Regions from separate parts of the Homo sapiens genome. Here region 2 is linked to region 1. The links are chromatin contacts, found by Hi-C or POLR2A ChIA-PET in ENCODE. All regions are on one chromosome and are shown on one strand. Each heading gives the region's core, a stretch centred on a gene start or an enhancer-like site at or near the end of the contact. The rest is flanking DNA. Distances are from core to core; before and after follow the strand shown.

Evidence for each region. Hi-C counts contacts between places; a loop is a spot of excess contacts on that map. ChIA-PET counts read pairs that join two places held with the same protein, here RNA polymerase II (POLR2A). Pooled maps may share reads with other maps.
Region 2: a map of sigmoid colon shows a loop between it and region 1 (12-fold over the local background). The contact joins two enhancer-like sites. A Hi-C loop is called at or near these places in 18 of 168 maps with a recorded cell type or tissue (Caco-2, Calu3, GM12878 and 15 more), 32 of 37 single-sample maps with no recorded cell type and 31 of 50 pooled maps. POLR2A ChIA-PET finds 5 or more read pairs at or near these places in 3 of 52 experiments (GM12878, Panc1 and activated T-cell).

What each region holds. Positions count from the first base shown.
Region 1 is chr5:139,966,123-139,971,094 of GRCh38, reverse strand. All of the region lies in intron 1 of NRG2 (neuregulin 2), which reads left to right. Among named protein-coding and RNA genes, the nearest start is that of NRG2, 75 kb to the left of the region's middle. RefSeq lists an enhancer at 1,979-2,028. Within about 2 kb of position 2,179, at least 3 of the 41 ENCODE cell types and tissues checked have a DNase peak (open chromatin) inside an H3K27ac peak, as active enhancers do.
Region 2 is chr5:139,846,290-139,851,261 of GRCh38, reverse strand. It overlaps NRG2 (neuregulin 2), which reads left to right. Exons shown (of 10, transcript NM_004883.3): 10 at 2,565-4,481. The coding sequence ends at 3,345. Among named protein-coding and RNA genes, the nearest start is that of PSD2, 53 kb to the right of the region's middle. RefSeq lists silencers at 2,484-2,543, 2,594-3,013, 3,144-3,333. Within about 2 kb of position 3,016, at least 20 of the 41 ENCODE cell types and tissues checked have a DNase peak (open chromatin) inside an H3K27ac peak, as active enhancers do.

The DNA of each region.
Region 1 (4,972 bases), core at 930-3,429:
TCTGCTTCTTTTCTCCCCATGTTGGGGAAACTGAGGTTGAGCAAACAGGATAGTCTCCAGGATGGTGGTGTTGTCACTGTGTTCCCTTCTAAGAAGGATGGAGATTCATTAACTTTCAAAGCTCAAGGGGAAAAAATAAAAAAAAAAGAAAAACTGGTTATGGAGACTGGCCTCATTTTCAAGTCTGAAGCAAACGCATGTTTGGAAAGGTTTCATGGATAGTGCTAACTAAGGATTCCCAGCAGGTTTTACACATTCTACTTTGGTGGAATGTAAAGATTAGCACTGCCTTTTCTGTCTGATTTTTAGCACTTGGGGTTATATCCCAGTCATGAGCACTCTCTCAGCTTTCCTGCCTTCCCACTGCTTCCTACCACAGGCCACTTCTTCTCTTCTTTGCTCTCTGGTCTTTCATGCACAGGTTGCATGCTAGAGGAGAAGATGGTCCCAGAGGTACCCTGAAAAAGGAGATAAGCTCATCAGGGGATAGCAGGGCTGGAATAGTTAGAGAGAAACATGGAGGGATAAAGGATGTTGGTGGGAGTGGTGGACACAGAGGGTCAGAGTGCAGGGTAGAACTTAGAAGCCAAGTAGTCAGCCCAAATTAGCCTTGCCTGCATCTTCTAGTGGCTCACTCTTGAGGGCCCCTCCAGTGGAGGTGGGGATGTTGCTCTAGTCTTGGTGGTCCTATGAAGCCTACCTCCTTATCATGTGAGGTTTTATCAACCTGACTTGAAAGCTCTGATCCTGTACCCAGACCTTATCCATTGGCCAGACCAGTTCATTTTCTCTACTCCTTTCCTTTTATCCTTAGAACCAAATGAATATCCAGGTTGTTGTTCAAGTGCTCTAAAGAAGGAAACACCACCATCTTGGTTGATGTTTTACTCCAGTGTTTTGGACCATCTTGTTCCCAGAATGTTCTATTTTATAGCTATCTTAGGCCTTCTTGTAATACAAAACCATTATCCTGTGGCATGAATTGGAGAATGTGGAGAATAGTCAGACATCTTTTTTCTGTATAGCCCTTTAGGGACTTCTAAAGGTTATTCGGTTTGTCTTTGAACTTTTGCCAGCACAATGAAGTAAAAATAATACTTGTAAAGTGAGGGGCACAATGCCTGGCACATAGTAAAATGACATTCATTGTTTTTATTGCTTTATTTATATTATTCTTAGGCGATGATAGCACACTCCATTTGCAATATTATTTAAGTTCATATGTCAATGGGAGGCATGGAATTGTTCCAGTAAGGACGGGAAAGGCACATAGTGTTTCCCTTGCCCTTCCTGTTTGAGAGGTGAATGCAGTGTAAGCCAAAGGTCATCATCTATTATTTGGGGTGGAACTAGAAGCTAGAGGGCTCACTACTCCACTAAACTCTAAAATACTTGAGGGCAAGAGTTGTGTCTTATTTGTCTCTGAAATCTCTGGAGCTGAGCATAGAGTTGATTCAATAAACATTGGTAAAGGAAGGTAAGGAGACAGGGATAAGCTGGTGTGGCATCTCAGCATTGCAGGAGACACTAAGATCCCTGTACAAAAACTGTCCCTCTAACATGTCTGCCAAACTAGAGATCCTGCCTTGCTTGAACGCACCTGTTGCCTGATAACTCACTCCTTTTGAAGGCTGCCAGTGAGGTCAGCTCTAATTGGTAGAAACGCTCCTTTCATGGAGGCAGAATCTGCTTTGCCTTGACTTTTACCTGTTAGCCTTATGTCTGTCCCTCTGAGCTACACAAAATAAATTTAGTCTTTCTTCCAGATAACAGCCCTATAGATATTTCAAGATAGCTATTATTTCTTATTTCCTTTTGCCAAATCTAGAACTTGCTTCAGAAAAGCTTCAGGAAACTGTGTCAGAGTCATAACAAGTTATTAAAAGCCAGATATGTTGGCCTTAATCTTGGCGGGTTAAATTAGAATGGCCCTTTCCTAGCACTGGCTCAGGGCCAGAGTCTGCTTCTTGGGTCAGAAGAATATGGCAAGGCCTCTGAGCCCTAGAACACTATATCCTTCATGTTCTAGGCTAGGACTGTGGGCTGCCACGCGGCTGGGCTGATTGCAAGCGCCGGAACCCTCTGCCGGCAGCTTTCCACCAGGTGGCGGGGCATTACCTGCCTGAACGCGGACCCGCGCACCTTCCTCATCTCTCCACCAGGTGGCAGGGCAGGCTGCGTCTCAGCTCCTGCACCGGCCTCGGAGTGCCCTCTCCTCCTGGGCTGAGGCTGGGAGGAAAGCTGTAGGGGCTTTGGAAAGGTCTGCTGCCTTCCCCAGTGAGGACCAGCGGATGCCTCTGCTGCCCTGTGCGGGTGATGGAGCTGGGTTCTTGCTGGGCTTGCTGAGTCCTGGGCAGCCTGTCCAATAATATGCCGTTGCTTGTTGGAGTAGTGTCCAGAACACAGCCTGTTGGGAGCCAGCCCTCAGTGAAAGGCCGCCGAACGGAGAGCTCCCAGTGTGGACAGCTGGCGCTGCCGCTCAGGAGCTACCCCTCTGCCCTTCCCAGCCCTCCTTCCTCCTTCCAGTCCCCTGCAGGCGTGGAGGAAGGTGCTGCTGTCTCTCTGACCCATCCCCTTTGGCGAGGATCGACCAGGTTCCTCGCCTCACACAAACAAGATGAAGTCCAGGCTTGCAGAGTCAGAAAAAATTCTGGTCTACAGGCCTCTTCTCTATAGGGAGGATGTTCCAATCCTGCCCTGCTCCTAAACTAGGCCCCCTTGAGGCTCCGGGTTCTGGCCTTCTGCGCCCTACCCTCACGCAGGCCCTCTCAGCTCCGGGCCCACCACGGAGGCCCGTTCTTTCTGTGGTCGGCCTCATCAGCTGCCTCCGGCTTGTCACTTCCACATCTTCCCTTCTCACCCCTTCTCAGCCGGGCGGGCAGGCATGGTGATTCTGGGCCCAGCCTCGGTATTTCATTGGGACGGGACTATCGGAGAGTGGGAAGGCCTGACTTGAGCTGCCAGTGCCTGCTAGGAAAGCAGAAGCTGTTTCCCTCAGAGGCCTTGGGGGTCAGCATGGCCTCCTCCCCCTGGAATGAAACTCTGGAAGGGGCTTGAGTAAGCATGCAGTCCTGTTCTCCATTTATTTATTTATTTATTTATTTATTTATTTATTTATTTTTATGTTTTATTTTTTGGGACAGAGTCTAGCTCTGTTGCCCAGGCTGGAGTGCAGTGGTGCGATCTCAGCTCACTGCAACCTCTGCCTCCCAGATTCAAGGGATTCTCCTGCCTCAGCCTCCTGAGTAGCTGGGACTACAGGCGCCCGCCACCACGCCTGGCTAATTTTTGTATTTTCAATAGAGATGGGGTTTCACCATGTTGGCCAGAATGGTCTCGATCTCCCACCCGCCTCGGCCTCCCAGAGTGCTAGGATTACAGGCAAGAGCCATTGTGCCCGGCCCTGTTCTCCTTTCATAGGTAAGAAAATCAAGACCCAAGGTTAAAGGAGTCTTGAGGGCTCTGACTAGAGCCCAGGCATTCTACATCTCTGATGAGGCCTTGCATCTGAGGGATCTTCAGTTACCAGCCTCTCCTTAGAAGTGTCTCTGCTTTTCTTCCCACCTGGCCACCAACTGCCCTCTCGTGGGCCCACCTTGTGCACGGCAGCAGCGTCTTCATCAGCTTTTGTTGTCTGGTACATTTGGCCACCTGTGGCCTTTGTTGGGCTGCAGGATGAGGAAAGAGGAAAAGGACACTTGTCCTTCAGTACGGAGACTCTGTTGCGGAGGAGGTATGTGTGTCCTGAGAATGTCTGAGTGGGTTTTCTATTCCTCTGCCCAAGAGGAGTACTTGTTGGACATCTACCTTGTACCCAGGGCTGAGTGGGATACAAGGTAATAGTCCCTGGAGTGAAGGTCCTTATAATCTAGGCATGAGGTTGACTCTAAATAGCTTTCTTGAATCCCATGATCCCTGGCCCCAGCACCGGCCATTGCCTCCTCTTCCTTTCCAGCCACTCCCGTTGACCCTATCCCCGTGGGCTATGCAGTGTGGAGACTCCTCACATGTGATTCCCACATGACTGGCATCTCAGGTCTCCTGCAATCCCCTGGGTGTTATATCTCGGAGCAAGGGGCAAATAAGTTCTATTGATGTGGAGCCACTGGGGGAGGCTGGGGGCCTGCATGACCCCTGTTTCCTCCCAGGCCTTTTTTTGAGCAGTTCCTGTAAGCTCCTTCCCATCCATTAGAGATAGGAGAAGCCTCACTAGCCTTCTGCATGAGCAGGTATGCTCTGAGCTTGCTTTTCTGTGCACTTAGGGAAGCTTCTAAATCACAAGCTTAGATTCTTTTACCTTTCTGTTTGTAGCCCATCAGCAGCTCACCACACAGTTTCCCAGGCCCTCCAGGTCCTCCTGCTTGCATTTCCAACTCTCTCTCTCAGCCTCTCCTCATCACCCCTGACCATGCCAAACTTCCCTTTTCTCCTTTTTTAAGTCGCATATGCTCTCATTTCTAAACTCTTGCATATACTAACCTCTTTTTGTGAAATCTTCTTTTCTTCCCTCTTTCCTCCTCCAGTCTTTGCTGCTAGTTCACACCACCCCTAAGAGCTCATCTTAGAATGTCCCTCCTCTGGGAAAGCTTCCCAGCTCCCAAGAGTAGGGTGGGTCCTCTGATCTTACCTCTGATGGTGCTTGTCAGACTGAATTGTAGTCATTTGTTTCTTAATATCCCTTCCTTACCAAAGTCATACCTCCGTAAGGGAAGGGGCCAGTGGTTTTGTTTATTTGTTTCGTGGAGGGATCCTCACATTCCAGTGCAGTACCTGTCGCGTAAGTGCTCAGATTAGACTTGTACAATGTGGTATGAATGCATGGGTGGGAGAGCTGGTGGGCCTTCCTTGAAGAACTTCCTGCCATCTCTGATCTGGATTCTCTGGGTGTTTAGGTGCATCACTCCTGTGTTTCGTTGGCAATGGAGCATAGTGCACCGAGGTTCTCTGGACAGAGACCATTCATTGGTTCAGT
Region 2 (4,972 bases), core at 1,767-4,266, 120 kb after region 1:
TAATCCCAGCACTTGGGAGGCCAAGGCGGATGGATCACCTGAGGTCAGGAGTTTGAGACTAGTCTGGCCAACATGGTGAAACCCCCATCTTTACTAAAAATACAAAAATTAGCCAGGCATGGTGGCACATGCCTGTAATCACAGCTACTTGGGAGGCTGAGGCAAGAGCATCCCTTCACCTGGGAGGCGGAGGTTGCAGTGAGCTGAGATGGCGCCACTGCACTCCAACCTCAGCAACAGAGCAAGACTCCCTTTACAAAAAGAAAAAAAAAAAAAGAACAAACAGGGGCTGTTCTGGACAAACCAGGATACATGCTAGAAGTTCCATGTCCCAGCAGGAACAGAAGGAGACACGAAGAAGGAGTAAACTGCAGAGTGGGAGGGGAGGTTGCCTTTGAGGACACTGACCAGCACAAGATGGACGTGAGCCAAGAATGATGGCAGGCCTTGGCAGTAGCAGCAACAAGACCCCAGGGTTCAAGGCCTTGTTGGCTTCCTAAGCAGTGGATGTAGTAAGAACCAGGAAACGCCCTTTCTTCCCTGACTCCAAGCCAGAAGTCAAGGGCCAGCACCCCTGCCACCTTGCTCAGCCCTGAGTGGCCCTCAGCAAGTGGGGTCTGTAGGAGGTGAGCAGGGAAAGATGAGTGGTACTAAAAACTCCACACCAGGGAGCAGGGAGAGGAGCAGATATTCCCTTGCTCTCAACTCAGCCTACTCCATGCCAGGCCCTGTGCTGGGCAGGCCTGGCTGGGAATCCAGAAGTGGCCTGCCAGGTTCCTGCTCCTGAGGAGCTCCTAGCCACAGAAACAAACCAAGGAAGCTTACAGCAGCCTATGGAAGGTGCTAAACATGACACCACACCAGGGCAGAGAGACCCAGTCTGACTGTAGGCTCTGGGAAGTAGCCAGATTTTCTAAGCCCAGCTCCACCACCTGTGTGATTTGGGGCAGACTGATCACCTCTGTACCTTGTTCCCTCAGCTGTAGAACAGGGAGAACAAAAGCTACTATGCATGGTTCAAGTGAAGGCCACCTGAGATCATGTGCACAGAGCTCTTTGTCTCATCCCTGGCATGGAGCTGATGCTCACTAGGTGTAGCTATTTATGAATCGTAACCACAGCAATGAGACTCCTTAATGGGTGGTAGGAAGGGGAGAGGCAGGAGAGCAGGAAGAAAAGCATTCTAGGCACGGGGAACAACTTGAGCTGTTCCAACAGAGGCACTTAAGAACAGGGCTGATGAGTGAGGTGCCTGGAACAGAGTGGGCTGTAGGGAGCAGAGGAGCTGGGCCTGAACAGGCAAGCTGAGGCCAGACAGACTGACCCTGGGTGGGTAAACAGGAAGACCGGCTTCAGCAGAGCTGTGACTTTACAAGATTGCTCTGGGAACTGCATAGAGTGAAGGAGGAGAGACCCTGGGGTGGACCCAGATGACCACATGTGAACAGTCGGGCCCAGGATGGGGTGGAGAGTGTGCTTCCGGAGAAGGGAATGGGTAGGACTTGGTGGTTAATCAGATGTGCCGGTGGGAAAGGGAAGAGGGAGGAGTCAGGCGATTCAGAAAAAATGATAATGGGGACTCCAGGCTGGTTCCAGAGAGCAGTGAGATGCCCAGCTGTGCAGTTTGGAAGGGAAGCGTGGAGGTGGGTGGCCCCTGTCCTGAGGTGACAACGGTGGGGCAGAAGACTGATGGGCTTACAAGGGGGATGTGGAGCACAAAAGGGGACAGGTACCCGGGATCCAGCCTGGGAGATATTAGCAAGGCCAGACTTCTGAAGGAGCTGGTGGTGTGGGGATGGGTCTGTAGCCACAAGCAGAGACACCTCATGGGATCTTGGTACTCCCCTGAAGCAGGTTTTGACTTCACTGTAAGGAGGAATATTTCCCTCACTGAAGCCATCAGGGCATGGGAGGAATTGTCCCTGTGGGGCAGTGAGGCCAGGTCACAGGGGTATCTGAATGGAGACTAATGGCTTCTGGAATTGGGCAGTATGAGTCCTGGTTCCTGACTAGCCTCAAGTCACATCCCAGCTCTGCCACTTCTTGGCTGTGTAAATCCTGAATAAGTCACTTAAACGTTCTGAGTGTTACTTTCCTGCGTGTAGAATTAAACGTTCTGAGTGTTACTTTCCTGCGTGTAGAATGGGACTGGCGGAAGGGTCTTACAGAGCTGCGGTATTAAACCAGATGGAACATGTACCCCAGCGTGAGCCTGACCCCCTGACGGTGAGCATTCCCACAGCAAGTGACCATTCATGAAAGCTTACCAGGGTCAGGCACAGGGCTAACACATCCCACTGATACAATCTGGAATCATCCCAACAGAGCTATGGAATCAACACCATGGTTATGCCCGCGTAACAGATAAGGAAACCGAGGCTCGGAGAGGTTTAGGAAATTGCATAAGGCCACTGAGGGTTGCTGCCGTCATTCTTGCAGGCGGGGTCTCGGGCAAGGTTAAGGCAAGTCTGGGTCCGCCCCTCCCACCCTACCCCACCCCCAACCCCCCCTCCCCCGCGCCGGCCCGGCCTGGCCCTGGCCCATGCCTCTGCCTCTCCCCGCAGGTACGTGTCGGCCCTGACCACGCCCGCGCGCCTCTCGCCCGTGGACTTCCACTACTCGCTGGCCACGCAGGTGCCAACTTTCGAGATCACGTCCCCCAACTCGGCGCACGCCGTGTCGCTGCCGCCGGCGGCGCCCATCAGTTACCGCCTGGCCGAGCAGCAGCCGTTACTGCGGCACCCGGCGCCCCCCGGCCCGGGACCCGGACCCGGGCCCGGGCCCGGGCCCGGCGCAGACATGCAGCGCAGCTATGACAGCTACTATTACCCCGCGGCGGGGCCCGGACCGCGGCGCGGGACCTGCGCGCTCGGCGGCAGCCTGGGCAGCCTGCCTGCCAGCCCCTTCCGCATCCCCGAGGACGACGAGTACGAGACCACGCAGGAGTGCGCGCCCCCGCCGCCGCCGCGGCCGCGCGCGCGCGGTGCGTCCCGCAGGACGTCGGCGGGGCCCCGGCGCTGGCGCCGCTCGCGCCTCAACGGGCTGGCGGCGCAGCGCGCACGGGCGGCGAGGGACTCGCTGTCGCTGAGCAGCGGCTCGGGCGGCGGCTCAGCCTCGGCGTCGGACGACGACGCGGACGACGCGGACGGGGCGCTGGCGGCCGAGAGCACACCTTTCCTGGGCCTGCGTGGGGCGCACGACGCGCTGCGCTCGGACTCGCCGCCACTGTGCCCGGCGGCCGACAGCAGGACTTACTACTCACTGGACAGCCACAGCACGCGGGCCAGCAGCAGACACAGCCGCGGGCCGCCCCCGCGGGCCAAGCAGGACTCGGCGCCACTCTAGGGCCCCGCCGCGCGCCCCTCCGCCCCGCCCGCCCCACTATCTTTAAGGAGACCAGAGACCGCCTACTGGAGAGAAAGGAGGAAAAAAGAAATAAAAATATTTTTATTTTCTATAAAAGGAAAAAAGTATAACAAAATGTTTTATTTTCATTTTAGCAAAAATTGTCTTATAATACTAGCTAACGGCAAAGGCGTTTTTATAGGGAAACTATTTATATGTAACATCCTGATTTACAGCTTCGGAAAAAAAAAAGAAACAACAAAAAAAAAAGAGAGATGGGCCAATTTTTTGACTCTTTAATAGAAACCTATTTTGTGGTGCCTTTTGCTGTATGCTCATCTGGGGCTCCGGGGGACAGGTCTGGGTTGTGGGGTGCTGAGAGTGACAGCTGGGAGAGAAGAGGTGCGGGTTCTGTTGGGGGCGAGGGTGGGGGGCGGTGGGGGGTTGGCCCTAAGGAAGAACTGAGGACGGAAGTAGCTTTGCTCCCAGGCAAGAGCTGAAGTTCCCGACCCCTGGGAGGAGAGGGCCAGGACCCTAGGCTTGGAGCTGGAGCTGGGGTAACTTCCAGGGGGAGATAAAGACACAGCTACCCGAATGGGGAAGCCCTGGCTACTCACAGCTGTTAAAGGAGGGGGGGCAGAGAAACGTTTCCCCAAGAGCCTGAGCCCAGGGAGGTGGCAGCTCTGCCAGGGGCCCAATGTTGGCGGCTCCTGTCCCCCACAGCCTCCAGGACGCCCCTCCGTCCTCTGCAGCACCTTCGTTTACAGGTCGTCTTTTCTATTTTACACCTGCATGTCCTTTGCATTTCAGATTCTTTAGATTGGATGCATGGTCACGCTGGGACCGAGAAGAGCCACTCGACAGTGTATTCCCCTTTTAGCAATAAAGTAACACCATTTCCTTCTCACAGGCTGCCTCCTAGCCCCCAACCCACCTATGACATCCACTCGTCTCCAGTCCTGCCCTCCCACCCCCAAAAACTGGGTCCACTGCTAATTTGTCAAAAAGGTAATTGTTTAAAAAAAAAAAAAATCCCAAACAGAAACAGATGGGAATCCTGTCCTGAAATGTCTGAACACCTGACTGTTGACACTTGAACATTTTTATATTATAAATAAAATCAGAAATAACTCCTGTTTGACTGTGTGTGCCTAGCCTCAGATGAGGAGGGAACTCAGAGCACGAAGTCCCATGGTGGATGTGGATGATGCTGGCCTGGAGGTTGGAGGGGGCCAGGGCAGTCCCTGGAAGGAAGTGACCCTGTCTCCGGTCTCTCCGGCCCCAGCTCACAGGACAGACTCCAGCCCTCCTCCCGCTTCCAAGAATATTTACAAGGTGTCCCCACTGGCTGCTGGGGAACCTGGCCAAGGGACTGACACAAATTGCTCTGCTTCAAACTCAGCGTTGGAACTCTGGCCCAGTTCCTGCCCTGGATCTATGGGCCGGACTGAGGCAACAGTTGCCGGCCTAGGTGGTTGAGGAGGGATGGGTTGTGGGGTTGGTAATAGCACAGCCAAGGCAGGATGACCCTTGGACCCTGAGGCACGTCACAGGCAAAGTCTGAACATGCAAAGTGGCATAACAGTGGTACCCTCAGCTGCCAGGACCACAGCTGCTGCAGTTCATA